2 separate regions of the Homo sapiens genome follow, and region 2 is linked to region 1. Evidence: chromatin loops called from intact Hi-C (ENCODE). Cell type or tissue: Calu3. All regions are shown on one strand. Each heading gives the region's core, and the rest is flanking DNA. Links, peaks and the distances in the headings are about the cores only.

The links. Hi-C counts contacts between places; a loop is a spot of excess contacts. Peaks named below come from ENCODE experiments on the same cell type or tissue, not always from the same donor. Only the 100,000 strongest peaks of a DNase experiment are listed, where the experiment ranks them.
Region 2: a loop joins it to region 1, with 3 times the contacts of the local background. A loop is called at or near these places in 2 of 110 quality-filtered maps.

Annotation. Positions count from the first base shown.
Region 1 is chr2:145,797,234-145,805,584 of GRCh38, reverse strand. No RefSeq gene overlaps it. Among named protein-coding and RNA genes, the nearest start is that of LINC01966, 920 kb to the right of the region's middle. RefSeq lists an enhancer at 4,654-5,853. In Calu3, for the core only: no CTCF peak of the experiment used is centred there; a DNase peak (open chromatin) is centred at 4,984.
Region 2 is chr2:145,902,304-145,910,654 of GRCh38, reverse strand. No RefSeq gene overlaps it. Among named protein-coding and RNA genes, the nearest start is that of LINC01911, 930 kb to the left of the region's middle. In Calu3, for the core only: no CTCF peak of the experiment used is centred there; a DNase peak (open chromatin) is centred at 4,094.

The sequences.
Region 1 (8,351 bases), core at 91-8,090:
CTCAAATAAATCCAACTATTTCAAATTCAAGACAGATATTTGTGTAAATTGAAAAAACTGAATCAAATTTTCATTTAGATTACATGTAGTCTAAGGAGGAAAAGACAAGCTTAAATTTATGAATTTTGTGACGATACAGATGTTTCAAAATAATTTACTTTAGTCATTCTTATGTATTTTTGGTTTCCATATTAGAGTTGATGATATAGGAATGATTTCTGTATACTCCCATAAGCTAACGCCAACGTCTTCCGTTACAGTCTTAATATACTGAAAGAATAATGGACGGAATCATTAATGACTTCTAAGGCAATAACTAACCTAGACCAACAAAGAACCTCCTAGTAGAAGTTTTAGGGGGCCTACTTTAGTGATTGGATAAGCATAGTTTATAATAAACATACTGATATAAGATAAATAGGTGCTTTTAGAGGTTTCCCAGCCACAGCACTAATGGCTTTTTGGGTTGAATAATACTTTGGTGTCGGCGGGTTATCCTGTGTATTATAGGACGTTTAGCAGCATCTCTGGCTTCTACCTACTGGATGCCAGTAGCACCCCCCAAAAAATACAATACTTGTGAAAACCAAAAAAATGTTTCCAGCACTTTCAAATGTCCCCTTCCGGCAAAATTACCCCCATCTTCTAGTACAGAAATACTGTTCTAGAAGATGCTTGAAAATAGCTTTCATTCTGCATTGAATATTTTAATGCTCCCCAATGTAATATTTACTTTATTAATTGACTCAGAAAGCACACTCCTTCCTAATACATATGAAACCCACTTAGCCCAGACTCTGAGTGGATTATCTCAAATTCCAAATTTTTATCATCTAAATTAATTTATTTTATTGTATAAGCCCAATAAACATTGCATTAACAGGAGGTTCAGATAAGTTTATAATACTTTTTAGGCCTCTATCAATCAGCTCCAATTAGTACCTCTTAGTCTAAACAAAGCTTTGGGAACCATGTTATAATTTGTATAACAAATAAATATGAAGCAAAATATTAATTCGGCTGTAGTTTAGCATGTTTATCCACTGGTCAGTCTTGACTATTATCAGATATAGTAATTGACTAGCTTGTGTAGCTATAATTTTTCCAACAAAAACTAAAACAGTTATTGTTAAGGGAATATATTTAACAAGAGTGTGCTGGGAGTTCAATGAAATAATGTGTCATTTCTACTATAATCAGCCAAGTGTTTGGAAGAAATCATGAGAATGTGAATGAAATTAGGAGAGAAGTTGGGAAGAGTAATGGATTGGCCATGCGAACCACAGAAATTGTTGCTATTCTCTGCTTCCCTTCTTTTTCTTATATCCAAAACAAGAGCCTGAGCTCATTTCTCTATTTCCCAGCTGTAATTACTTCATCCTGTTCCCTGAATATCTTCACTGACCCTCTATCTTTTCAAGTAACTCGAATCTTTTGTCTTAACTCTAAATGCCCATATAGGCTATTTGCCAAGAAATCTTTACATACATATACTAGCTTTCTCAACCTCTGTATTGAGACCCATTTCTAGCTTCCCTCTTGTTAACCTTAGCATTTTCAGCACTCAATTTTCAAAACCAAAGAGCTGCTTGCTTATTTACCAGATGAGCTTTTTGACTTTAAAACAATAACTAAAAAGACTTGAAACCATCTTTCTCAGTTCAAGTCTTTCAAAAGTCATGGGGCAATAGGACTGAAATAGACTCTAGGGATCATCTGCTACAACTTGCCGCCAAATACGAGATTTAAGCAGGAGGCTCAAAGTCAAACACACCTGGGATCAAATTCTACCTTGATTTTGTATCATAGAAATGACATGAAATAGGTTCTTAAGTTTGCTGAGTCTCAATATAACTTTTTAAGATGGGAATAGGAGTACCTACTTTACAAGAACTTATGAGATGTTTTTGAATTTTCTGACACACAGCTCTTAATAAATAAATAATTCAAAAATACATACTACCACATGTCTATTAATTAAATTTCCTATGTTTCTGATGGAAGAATATAGCTATTAGATACAATATTATATTTATATAGTGTCTACACAAAACTGACATTTAAAAACAACATTTTGTTCATAAAACACCTTACACTGAATGGCACTACAATTTTTTTTTTTTTTTTTTTTTTTTGAGACGGAGCCTTGCTCTGTTGCCCAGGCTGGAGTGCAGTGGCGCAATCTCGGCTCACTGCAAGCTCCGCCTCCTGGGTTCACGCCATTCTCCTGCCTCAGCCTCCCGAGTAGCAGGGACTACAGGCTCCCGCCACCGTGCCTGGCTAATTTTTTTCGTATTTTTAGTACAGACGGGGTTTCACCATGTTAGCCAGGGTGGTCTCCATCTCCTGACCTCGTGATCCTCCCGCCTCGGCCTCCCAAAGTACTGGGATTACAGGCATGAGCCACCGCACCTGGCCAGCACTACAGTTATTAAAACCAATAGTATTGACATAAAACCACTCTTGAATTTAGGTGGAAGATCCTCTAATATATACTTAAGATTAAATTTTTAATTAATTATAAATGGAGTTTTTAAAGGTATGATACAAAGACTCATTTTATCTCCACACTAATAATTCAAATAATGCAAATAATTCACAGTAACCCAACTCTTAATGTCTCATGTCTGCACTCTTAAGCAAAGCATGGTGGTCAATTGAAGTTTCTGGTGATTCCATAGTTCAGATATAGCTTACTGATCTGGATTTTAAAAGGAACCTTTTTAAAATTGTATGCCCCCTAGGGTATATTAAAATAACATTCTCCTTTGTTGAGGTTACAGTTATTAAGAAAAGTTTCCTACGAACCTTGGGAGTAAAAATAACTTTTCAAGCCAGTATTTTCTTTTAAAGTAATTGACCTCCTCATGTCTTAAATTATCTACAATGATACAGTATAAGCTTTGCTTGTTGCTTCAACTGACCTTATCTATTTTTCAATTAACTTTAATTCAACTTGCAAGGATATGTGATTGAGCCATGTACACAGTGAGGAGGAAAATAAATTCAACTTCAAAATAAAGTAGAGATTGTTTTGTTTCTCCAGTCCTTAATCTGGAGCAAAGATGTGTAAACTGAGGTACAAGGTCTACTAAAGGAAATACTTGAAATATTACATTTATATATGTGAATTTTTTTCTTCCCCTAAAGAACTCCCCATAGTTTTCAACAATTCTCAAAGGAGGAGTCATGAAAAAGAATGAGGTTAGAAGTCATTACTCTCAATCAGGAATGCTCTCTAAAGAGAGCTAAAGATAGAAAGTGGTTCATAGTTCTATCCATATTTCTGGGTAAGATTATAAAGCAGATTTCTTAAGAATTCAACCAAAGTGGTGGAGCATTTTTGTCCATAGGTGGAGATTGTGACGATTAGTTTAATGTGTCAACTTGGCTAGGCTATAACACCCAGTGACTTAATCAAACACTAAGCTAGTGTTGCTGTGAAGATATTTTGTAGGTATAGTTAATATCTACTATCAATTTATTTAAATAAAGGAGATTACTGTACACAATATGGGGTAGACTCATCCAGTTAGTTGAAGCTTAAGAGCAAAAATCAAGGTTTCCTAGAGAAGAGGAAATTCTGCCTCAAGACTGCAACATGAACTCTTGCCTGACTTGCCACCCCACAATCATATCAGTCAATTACTTAAAAATCCATCTCTATCTCCATATATATATACATACACACATATATATACACATATATCTATGTATGTATATATTATATATGTATGTGTGTGTGTGTGTGTGTGTGTGTGTAATTTTGACTGATATCACTGGTATAGGGGCCAAGATTACAAATGGAAATAGTAATGGAAAGGATCAATACATTCGATGAGATATTTCATTCAAAATTCTAGCAATGCTGTGGTCTTAAAAAAAAATAAAAATAAAAGGTGGGTAGCATGGTGCCGAATTGAGAAGTTTCCCGTGAACAGGCATTCAGAAGTAGTTCTCGATGCCATACTTGACTACAACCAAAGGGACCACCAGCTACTGAGAAAACATCAGAGTCCCAGCTGAGAAAATCACCACATCAGAGAGCATCTAGGCAGCAGGGATAACAGGGAAAGACAACTTCTGAGTGTCAGAGTCTGGAGGATTCCTACCTTGGCTGTGGTGACTCTGCGGGATCCAGGACTGTGCTCACCACTGTTCTCCAATCATTGTGGGACACTGTAGTGCCCTCTGTGGCTCAATGAACACTGTACATCTAATATAGCTCAATATGCTATTTTTTCATAATTCTGAAATATTTTATCAGCAAGTTTGACAATTCTGAAAGAGTCTTTTTCTCTTTTTATTTGTGTGGCAGAAAGGAACCAATCAAGTTAAATTTGTACAAGATAAGGAGAGGGATACAGCAGTATGTTTCCAACTGTAAAACAAAAGAACTCACTATGTTGTACAGCCAGTTAGTGCATGTTCTCGGTACCTGGCTCATAAGCGATGCTCCAGACAATGATACAACTGACAGTGACCACAAAGCAAGTCTTGGAAGAATCCATTGTATTTGAACCACAGCCTTGCTTTCTTTTCTTCAAAGCACCTTTATTTTGTAACTCTTTTCTGAATTAACATCATCCTGGAAGTCCCGTTAAGAAAGTCCAGTTGAAAAGATGCCAAAAAGCAGCCATGACCATTTCTTCATGTCAAGCACAAGCCAGAAGTAAAACTCAGTGTGTTACTTGAATTCGTTTTGTTTGATGTTTGGGATATGACTTGATTTTTCATTTATTTTTATAAACTAAAATTTTGTTTCTTAAGTCAAACACAGGAGGGGTACAAAGAGGTCACTACAGGGGAAAGTATTTTTTCCAAAGCTGTCATTGATGATTTTGTATTTATTCACCATGGGAGGGCTTTAATAACTGCATTGCTTTGTTGATTGCACTGGTCTTTCTTCTGAATACCTAGGCAAGGCTCTTTCATCTTACTCACACATTGCTCAATGTTGGATCAATGCCAAATTCCCCACCTTCATGAATGATTAACTCATGTAGCCTGTTGCTAATAATGTGTGCACTTGATGGCAGATGATATTTATTTTGGACAGAGTGAATGCAGACCTTGGATGTTTGATCAGGACGTGGTGGCACATAGTGTGTGTGGCCACACTTTCCAGGGAAAAGAACACAGTCCAAATCTTCAGGTTGCCCCCCATCTTCCCTTTGCACTGTCACAGGAAGGGAGTTTTCAATTCACTTTATCATTCACAAGTTACCAACTCAGCCTTGTCATTGTGATTCGTCACACTTACACTATATCCTTTTATGTGCTGTATCTCACTGATGTCTCCACACACCAGGCTGGTGCCACAGGGTATACGTCTACAACAAAGATCTCAAACATAGTTTAAAAGGAAACACCATAAAAGAGAAAAATAACGGTCACAGTTGCTACTAGAGGCTGGTTCCCACAAACCCAGCAGGTTTTCCAACTTCAACCACAGCTGAATTACAACGACAGCTATCAACTCAGCAGCTTTGGGTCTGATTTTGAGTAGTCCCACTATGGCATTATCTTTTCTTCTTCTTCTTCTTTTATAGTAATGCCCTCCTACCTAACCTTCTAAACTAAGAGGTAGAAAGAACAAAGTTCCTTTTTCTTCCTTTAGCTCGCTGGCGGAATCTATGAAGAGCAGATGGAGCAGCCTACCTGACTGCCAAAAAGAGCGATGATTCTGTCCTCAGCCATGACGTGGAGCCACACTACCCATCTGGCAGATTCACATAACTCAGCATTGATAACTCCATTCTGATCAAGTCTGGCCATACCCGAGCTGCATGATTCTTCAGTGTGCCCTGCATGCGACTCACCTCGGGAACATGTTAGAAACTCACATACCTGGAAGACCACCCCTGGAGACTCACAGTCAGTAGGTGTGGTGTGGGTTGGAAGAGTCTATATTTAACAAGCATTTGAGATGATACTGATTCACTGCCAAGTTTGCCAATTCCTTGTTTATATTACAGATTTATTTTTTTTAGGATGTATAACCCTGTAAATATACAGGTACAATAAAATCAAGTGACAGCCTCAGTTGGGGAGTGGAAGGAGGAGAAAGGGATACTATCACATACAGAGCGTTGAAAATGTGCTAAGAAAATTACATTTAATTCTCACAAAATGCTTAGATGTGGACTTTATTACTCCATTTAATGATGGGGACAAAAAGAAATTTGCTGCCACTATTTTCTCTGCTCAGATTAAAAGTCAGATGAGTTTTTAAAGGCTGTCCTCTGATTTTCCTTTTCTTTCTTTTTTCTTCTCTTTCTTTCTTTCTTTCTTTCTTCTTTCGTTTCTCCCCCTGTCTCTCTCTTTCTTTCTTTTACTTTTTCTTCTTTTTGTTTTGATTTTTTTTGAGACAGGGTCTCACTCTGTTGCCCAGGCTGGAGTGCAGTGGTGCAATCATGGCTCACTGCAACCTCCACCTCCTGGGCTCAAGCAATCTTCACACCTCAGCTTCATGAGGAGCTGGGACTATAGGGTCATGCCATCATGCCACCATGCCTGGCTAATTTTTGTATTCTTTGTAGAGACAAGGTCTCACTATGTTGCATAGTCTGTCGTTGAACTCCTGGGCTCAATGAATTCACCTGCCTTGGTCTCCCAAAGTGCTGGAATTGCAGGTGTGAGCTACCACTCCAAACCTTATTTTTTCTTATTATGCCCACTTGACTGTAAAATTCAAACAGCAGAGTGGTGTGGCATCCATAGTCATTGGGTATGTGTGTGTGTGTGTGCATGCACATGTGTGTGTTTTCTGGAGAAATGATTTATTACATGTGTATTATTACTTTCCTATCAGTGACATAACAAATTACTGCAAACTTTGAAGCTTAACACAACAGATTGAATTTTTCACAGTTCTTGTAGCTCAGAAGCCTGAATGGGCTCCACTGATTCTTTTGTTTCCGATCTCACCAGGTGGAAGATAAGGTGTCAGCCAGCCTGGTCTTTTATCTGGAGGCTGTTGGGGAGGAGGTAGAGAAATCTGCTTATAAGTAGAACCCAATATCTAGTGGCTGGGAGGCTGCAGTCCCTATTTCCTGGCTAGCTATGCTCTACCAGCATCTCTCAGCTCCTTAAAGCCACCTGTGTTCCTTGTCATGCTGTCCTTTCCATCCCAAGACAGCAAAGGTGAGTCATAAATGTTTTGAGTCTCTGACTTTCTGTTCTGCCATATCTTTTGTCTCCAGCCAAAGAAAGTTCTTTGCTTTTAGGGGCTCATGTGATTAAATTGGGCCTACATTGGAAAATATTCCTATCTTAAGGTCAGCAGATTAGTAACTGTAATTACTTCTGCAAAATCCATTTTTTCCATATAGTGTGACATAACCAGGAGAGAAAAGATCTTGGGGACAAAAGTTCTGCCTTCAATAATATCAAATGAAAACTTTTCGCCTCAAGACTCCCTTCTACTCTCTTGCACTGATAATTTTAAGAAACAAAATCAGTGCCCTAAATACAGTATTCCACCCTTATCAGCAGTTTCTCTTTCCAGGGTTCCAGTTATCCGCAACCTACTAATATCTGAAAATATTAAATAGAAAATCTCAGAAATAAACAATTCATAAGTTTTAAATTGCACATTGTCCTGAATAGTATAATAATATCTCATATCGTCTCGCTCCATCTTGCCCAGGATGTGAATCATCCTCCTGTCCAATGTATTCAAGGTGTCTATGCTCCTAGCCCCTTAATCACTTAGTCAGTGACTCAGCGATCAGGCTGATCTTAATGGTATCTTGATGCTTGAGTTCTGCTAACCTTTATTTTACCTTTTTTTACAGCATATTGTTATAATTGTTCTATTTTATTACAGTTATTGTTGTTAATCTCTTATTGTGCCTAATTTATAAATTAAGTAGATATCTTTATCATAGATATGAATGCATAGGACAAACACACAGTATATGTAGTGTTCTGTACTAGCTACTAAATTCGAGCATCTACTGTGGGGTCTTGGAATATATTCCCCTTGGATAAGGAGGGACTACTATATGTAAAGAGCAAGTAAATGGGCTTTTCTGGTGCTGGGCTCATATTAGGTGTTTGAATAAATATACATTTTAATTGAACAAATAGTACATATTAACTTAGGAAGGGAGAGTGGGTTGAAAAGTAAAAAGATTCAAGTACTAGAGCTCTCACACAGCTAGTTCTCTCATTTGTCCTTGATCACTATGTTTATGGAATACTCTTACATTCTTTAAAATATTTTTTATAAAGATAATAAAGCAGGTGGAGACCTAATTTCCATAACAGCCTTCAAAGACACTTTCTCCTAATTTCCTTGAGCCTCTCCCCCTTCCCTTTCTTTAATAATTTAAATCCAGGCACTT
Region 2 (8,351 bases), core at 282-8,281, 100 kb before region 1:
CATCACGTGAGACAGAGTTTGGTTTCTGCAATCGTAAGCGCAGAGCACTATAGAGAGCTTCTAAGTGGTAAAAGGAAAGGAAATTGGAAGGAGGAACTGAAGATATTTTTCTCCTATGAATTAGCACAAATACAGATTTATAGCCTACACATGTGTTTTGTTTTTACTGATGGTTGTAACTAGGGACACCTGTAAGACAGAGCCAAAGGGGAAGAATTAAAAATAAATGGAAGAAAAATGTAATAATAAGCTGCATTTCAGAGCTTGATTTGAAGCCTAGTATGTGAGACTTTAAAATTCCCCTTTCCTGGAAAATGTTTTATCATTTAGCTTATGTAATTTAGCATACAGTATGAAGGCTGAAATATAACATTTTTAAAAAGATTCTTTCAGTATTTCCAACGGAAATGTTGAGCTAAGTGTAGAATTTGTGGGATCAGTTAGCTTATAAATAATGATCCTTTATGCTGGCATTGGGAAATCCCTGTTCCCACAGCTAGTTCAATAAAGCAATTAATATCAATAAATGCTGAAGAAAGCAAATCTCTATTCACTTTTGTCTGGATTAGTTAACATGAGAAAAATCCTATCCCTCTCCTGAAGTATTTAACCTTCTCATAGGAAGACATTCTAATGGAAGGTAAATAAAGCATGTTTTGATGTATGTTTCTCTTGTCATACACTGTCTCATTCTTATAAAATGATTCACCTTTCTACTACCCCCAGAAATTTTCAGTGTGGTTTTCTATTTAGACTAGGATCTTGTGGAAACTTGTGTTGTCAATATACTTTATCATTTTTCCAATAAATTAACTCTAAATTTAGCTTCTGTTTAGATGGCTTTCTTCAAAGGCAACATAACTTGCAAAATTCAGATATAATGTTTCTTTTCTACTGCATAATGATTACACATTCCATGCCGAATAGTTCACATGTACTCAGAATTTACAGAGGATATTTGAGAAAAAGCAATTTTTGTGCGACATCACATACTTTAGTGAATCTTTTAGCACAATCTACACAATGAAGAAAGGTTTCATCAAGGCAATGGGTGAGGTTTAATCGATCTCATTGATAGATAAGGATTTAGGCATTCAAACTTTCACAGATCAGCATTCAGTAAACCAATGTCAAGAAACAGCCCTGAACTTTTGCTGCATTTGGCAACATTATTTGAGATTTCACACGCAAGCAATAAAAAGCTTAAAAGATATTATCCTGTAGAGTCCAAAAAATGTGGTAATAAGGTAAGAGTTGAAATGCATTGTTGACATAAGAAACCCCTGGCTCATGCTTGATTTATAACACAGCCAGTTTCATCAGAATTGGCATAAATGAGCTCTTCTGACAGTACGGTGATAACATACTGCAAGAATTGAAGCTGCCAATTCTTACACCTTCATTCTACTAGCAAAGAATTTTAAAACAAAATTTCAATATTGCTACAACAACACTCTTTTGCTGGTTCTCAAAAACTGAAAGACCCATTCTGCCTCCTGCTTATAAATTTGAGAATGGAGAGAAAGCTAACTTTTAATGTACCTAACTAAATGTGTGTGTGTGTGCATGTGTGTGTGTGTATCTGTTAAATTTATATATACCAAAGTTATAAAATTTATGGTGAGTTGCCTAATTACCAAGCTATAATCAAATGATATTTTAATGTTGAAATAAAGTATAAATTTCAAACCAATACCTTAAAATTAAATATAAATTTCAAACCAGTACCTTAAAACATAATTAGAGGCTATTATTATTACTCTCATTACAATAGGTTCTTCTTATTATTTGCCATCTTGTCCGTGGGGCTTGAATAAGAAAGAAGACAACATTTCTTACAGAAATTACATTTAAAAGTTACATTACAGTAAAGCAAGTAACAGCTTTTTCAGAGAAGTAAGTTTATTTTCGTAATGTTAAAAAAGGAACACGTATTGTGGAAGAAGGGGTATCAGGAGAAAATCATTGAATATGGAAAAACGAAAGGACCATAAGCATTTGTTGTTTTTCGACTTCCTCATTAGTGAATTCTTTTAAAGCCTTTGTGTTTAATTCAGTGAAAAATTATACCTTAAAATATTTTATGTATAAATTGAACTATGTTCAAAAGCGGCTAATATTATTAACGGTGTTTATATCAAGGGATAAATAATACATTAAAGTACATTGTGTATTACTTAAGTAAGCTTTTTATATTGAGATAATTGTAGATTTGCATGCAGTTGTGAGAAATAAAAATTCCAGAGTACCATTTACCCAGTTTTCCCTAGTAGTAATAGCTTGCATAACCATAATACAAAATCACCAAGCAGGATGTTTACACTGATACAATGCACTGATCATACTCAATTTTTCCCAGTTTCACTTGTACTCATGTGTGTGTCTGTGTATATGTGTGTGTGTTTAGTTTCATAAAATTTGGTTATATACGTAAGCTTATATACCCACTACCATGGGAAGGATACTGAACAGTTCCCTCACTTCTCTTATCTCTCATGTGGCTCTTTTATAGTAACACCCACCTCCTCTTCCACTCTCCCCCCATCCACACCCTGATAGTCACTAACCTGTCCCCACTTTCTACAATTTTGTCATTTCAAAAATGTTATATTAATGGAATCATACAGTATATAAACTTGATATTGGCTTCTTTTCACTCGACAGAATTCACTGGAGATTTGTCTCTACTTGTGTGATATCCATAGTTTATTTCTTTTTATTGCAAAGTATATTCCATGGTATCAATGTATCACCATTTGTTTAATCATTCATCTACTGAAGGACATCGGGGTTTTGTTTTGTTTCTAGTTTTTGGATATTATGCCAAGTATCTAAAGATGTTCCTGTTGTCTCTGTATCTTTGATTTCTTGTTTGAATCCATTATGTTCAGAGAGCATACTCTGTATGAGTTAATTCTTTTAAATGTGTTAAGGCTTGCTTTATGGCCCAGGACAGGGGTGCTTAAAAAAAGAAAGTATATTCTACTGCTATGGGTTGGCTTATTGTATATATGCCAATGAGATCCTGTTGGCTAATTGCATTGTTTAGATCTATATCCTTGCTGATTTTCTGTGTAGTCATTCTTTCATTTGCTGGGGGGGTGGGGGGAGTTTTAAATTGTTAATTATAATTGATGGTTTCTTTATTTCTCCTTTAAGTTTTATCAGATTTTGTTTCATCTATATCCAGAGTATCTTCTTTGGTGCATATACATTTCAAATCATTATTATGTTTTCCTGGCAGATTGATCTTTTATTATTTCATAATTCCCCTTTTTATCTCTAGTAATTGTCTTTGCTCTGAGGTCTGCTTTATCTGATAATAATACAACCACTCCTGCTTTTTGTTTTGGTAGCATTTACACAGGTATGTCTTTCTCGATCCTTTTATTTTTAACCTACGTATATTGTTAAATTTGAAATACTTTTCTTTTAAATGCCATATAATTGGGTCATATTTTCTTATCAACTATATTGATCTCTACCTTTTAATTGGTGTGTTTAGATTATTTACATTTGTTGTACTTATTGATACATTAGACCTTAAATCTGCCTTTTTATTATCCATTTTCTGTTTGTTGTCTCTATTTCTTGGGTCTCTGTTTTGTTGTTCTTGACTTCCTATAGATTACTTGGATTTTTTATTTTTTAGGTTTACATCTTGATTTATTTTGAGCATATCTCTTTGTTTAGTTTTCACAGTGGTTGCTCTAGTTATTATAATATACATATGTGGCTTATCACAGTCTAATGATATCAACATTTTACCACTTTCAGTGAATTGCAGAAACCTTAACTTCATTTATGTCCTTTTTCCTTTCCTACTTTTAAATATCGTCTTGCATATCAGATAGTGTTATATTTTAATCAATCTTAAAATACGGCTTATAAAACTAATGAGAAGGACAGCCTATTGTATGTACCCATATATGTTTCTGAGTGGAGAAGGGAAATCTCAGGCCTAGTAGGAGAAGGAAAAGGGAACACTCTTGCTGTCAGCCTGGTTCCTGAGTAATTGGCCTTGCTGTGCTGACCTACTTTCCTGAGGTTGTTGAGGTCAGTCCAGAGAAGGAATGCACCCACCTAGGCCACCTTCTGTGGTTAGGTTGATAGTCAGGAAATGCAGGACTGAGTCATCGTCTTCTGTTGGGTGTAGGTCACAAGACACCCTGTCCCTTTTTTTTTTCCTGCAATCCCAGAGTCTCTAACCAGTTTTCCTTCTTTCCACCTTTCACCATTCCCCATTTGATCTCCTACTGCATTATTTCCAGTTTGTCATTGTACTTAGTGGAGAGGAGGAGGGTGATGTAAGTCTACATCATTTTATCCAGATGAGATGTACCACAAAATGTATTTTAGCATATAAAAGACTATTTTTTTTCAGAAGTTGATAAAAACCATATTATAACAGTTTGCTGTGGGAATGGTAGAAATAAAAGAATATGGGGAATAAGAGGTTGGTGAGATAAGAATAGATCTGATGCTGCTGAGTATGCAAAACTTTAATTGAAAACAGTATTTCAGTCACAAGCAGTTTTATACCATAAATAGGAAACAGCCCATACATTATTTACATAAAGGAAAAAGAGGAATCAGAAACTGGATATTTTGACAAGTGTCAAGATAGCAGTAACGTTCTGTTTGTGTTAGTTTCGGTAATTTCCTTAAATCTTTCAAAACATGGTCAGAATAAGCTAATGTGAATTAGCTGCCAATACAATAAAAGCAATTGTTGTCCTCTAATTGTTACTTTTTGTCACAATTTCAAAAGTTTTATTTCTGAACTGATTCATCTGTTCAATAGATGAAGAATAGCATAGACAACTATGAGGAAATGAATAAAATTGGAGAATGTATATTAAGTATACATGAAGACTTAATAAATCTAGAGAAACTGAAACGAATAGGTTAGAAAATTAACAAAACAAAAGAGAAGTCACAAATATACAGTCAGCTATTATATGATAAAGGTGGTACTGCAATTTAATGAAAAAGAATCTTAAATAATGTTGAATCAATTTTATATTCAAATATAAAGAAAAGGAACTTTGACCAGTACTTCACAGCATAGTCAAAGACCAATTCTAGATGACTCATAATCTAAATTTGAAAGTTAATACACCACAGATAACAGTAAAAGGTTTTCATGAACTTGAGACAGGTAAAAATTTCTCAAGCAGAACAAAAAAAGTATTAAGACAAAGATTTGTAATTTCTACTAAATTAAAATTTAAAACTTCTGTTCATCATAAGACAATATTAAGAGTGAAAAGGCAATCCACAGAGTGGGAGAAGAAATTTGCAATGCATATATTTAACAATGGACTCTTATCTAGAATGTATAAAGGACTCTTACAAATTGAGATTAAAAAGACAGACGACCCAATTGAAAAATTGTCAAAAGACTTGAACAACACTTTACAAAAGAGATTGTCAGAATGGTCAATAAGCATATGAAAAGTTCCCCAACTTCATTATTCATCAAGGAAATTAAAATTAAAATCAAAATGAGATTACTACACACCCACCAGAATGACCAAAATGAAAAAAAAAGAAAAGTTGGAAATATCAAATGATGGCAGAAGTGTGTTGCAACTGGAATTTTTATATACTATACCTGGTAGTATAAGTTAGTTCAGTCATTTTGTAAAAATATTTGGTACTACCTGTTAAAAGTGACCATGCACACAATTCTGTAAACCCAGCAATTCCATGCCAGTTAACATATGCACATACATGCACCGAAATACATGCAGCAGAATTCATAGCAGTTTTGTTCATCTCAGACAAAAACAGGAAACAACCAAAATGCCCATCAACAGAAACATAAGCAAACAACCTGTAGTATATTTACATACAGAAATACCATAGAGCTATTTTTTTCAAAAATAATTACTGTCGCATACAACATGTTAGACAAAATGTTGAGCAAAAGAAGTCAGACCATAAAAAGTAAAGTTCGTATAATTCCATTTGTTTGAAAAAAGCAAAATATACAACAGTTTCTATAACAAAATTCAGAATATTAGTTTAAGTTTGGGTATTTAGTTTCTGAGAATGAACATGATGGAGGCTTCTGAGTACTTCACTGTGTAAGATTTATTAAGCTAGACATTTAAGATTTATGTATTTTAGTGGTATTTATACAATGGCCAATTAAAATATTGGTAGTCAAAATGGACCTACTTTTACTCAAAACCTATATCACAACTACTTGCTAATGACAAGAAAATGTGTAGAGAAAAGAGCCAGTAATATTTTTGAAGTATTATGTTATCCATACCCTTTATCAAAAATACACAACTGAGAAAAATACAGGTGATTAGAAATCAGGCAATTAGAAATGTCTCAAGAATCTTCTGTATACTGACTATAAAATGTAGTGCATCACTTAACAATTTGGCATCAATTTTCTCATCTGTAAAATGTAAATTAAAATACCAGCTTCAATAGAAATCATATCAGTGGTAGTATTTGAAGTTGACATGGAAAGTGTTACAACATTTAAAACAAATACAATTTAAGGTAGTTAATTAATGTTATTGAAACAATATCATGATGTGCTTGGGCATAAATAAAATAGTAAGAAGAATTTCAGTTTTGTTGAAGAAGATACTTAGAAAGCAAAATGGAGAAGGTAAAATTGACCAGTCTTTTGAGAGATTTCAATTCAGTTTATACAATTGAGTATAGGGCATTTCCACTTAAAGGCTGACTCCATAGTCCTGCTAAACCCATTTTATCTAAAACTGATCTCTTTGTACACAATTTGGGCTGCCTGCTTCTGGTTCCTCTTATACGTATTCCAGTGAATGTCTGTATCCCCAGACGTTCTATCTTCTAACCTCTGTATCATTCTTATCTCTTCCCTCATCCTTTACCACCGCAGCCCTACAGGTTCTTCTCACTTGCTGCTCAGAAAAGTCAATACATTGAGAACAGCAGGAGGTGAACCAGAAAAAAAAGAGTTTAATGGTCATAGGGCCAGCCAAGCAAGGAGACAGGAGATATTTCTCTAATCTGCCTCTCTGAGAATTCAGAGGCTAGGGTTTTAAAGTGTACTTTGGTGGGGAGGGGGCTGGGGAACTGAAACAATGGGTTGGCTGGGAATGAAATCACAAGGATGACAAAGCTGCTGGTGAGTCCGTACCCAGCTGAGGGTGCAGGACCAGTTGAGTCAGTCCTTAGTATGGAACACAGGTTCAAGTGGCATCTCTCAGTCTATCAAAATGCTACATCTGAAAAATATCTCAAAGATTAATCCTTTAGGTCTCATAATAGTGATGTTATCTATAGGAGCAGTTGGGGGAGTTATACATCTTGTAACCTCAGTTACATGACTCTGGGACACTAAACAAGCTAAGCAGGCAATGGATGGCTATCATTTAACCATACCTATTCCTTAGCAAAGTTCAGGCCCCTACCATGATTCTAAACTTGTGGCCTTTTACTACTTTTTACAAATATAGTTTTTATCTTTCAACAAGGAGGAAATCAGCTCAAGAAAAGGACTATGATGGCCTCCACACAATAATGAGCAAAAGCAATTTAGCCTGGTAGGTGCAAGATGGAGTCAGTTATGTCAAATTTCTTTTACTACTATAATTTTTGAAAGGCAGTTTCATTATCTCTCTTCAAACCACCACAAATCATTTTCATCTTACCTCCTAATCTGTTACATCATCTACTTTTTTTCTCTATCCTGTCATTACCTAATTAAGACCACTCTCATGTCTCATCAAAATTGATATAATAAAATCAAAAACAAGTTAGTTACTTCCTAAATACAATGCAGGTACAGACATTGCGTAAATACACTCATTCAAAAAGGAAGAAATTGGCCAAAACAAAGGAGCTACAGTCTCCATGCAAGTCAAAAATCCGGTGGGGCAGTCAAATCTTAAACTTCCAAAATGATCTCCTTTGACTCCATATCTCACTTCCAGGTGGCACTGATGCAAGAGGTGGGTTTCCATGGTCTTGGGCAGCTCCACCCCTGTGGCTTTGCAGGGTACAGCCCTTCTCCTAGCTGCTTTCATGGGCTGGCATTGAGTGTCTGTGGCTTTTCTAGGTGCACAGTGCAAGCTGTCATTGGATCTACCATTTTGGGGTCTGGAGGACAGTGGCCTTCTTCTCTCAGTTCCACTAGGTAGTGCCCCAGGGGGACTTGGTGTGGGGGTTTCAACCCCACATTTCCCTTCTGCACTGCCCTAACAGAGGTTCTCCATGAGGGCCCTGCCCCTGCAGCAAACTTCTGCCTGGACATCCAGACATTTCCATACATCCTCTGAAATCTAGGTGGAGGTTTCCCAACCTTGATTATTGACTTCTGTGCACCCACAAGCCCAACA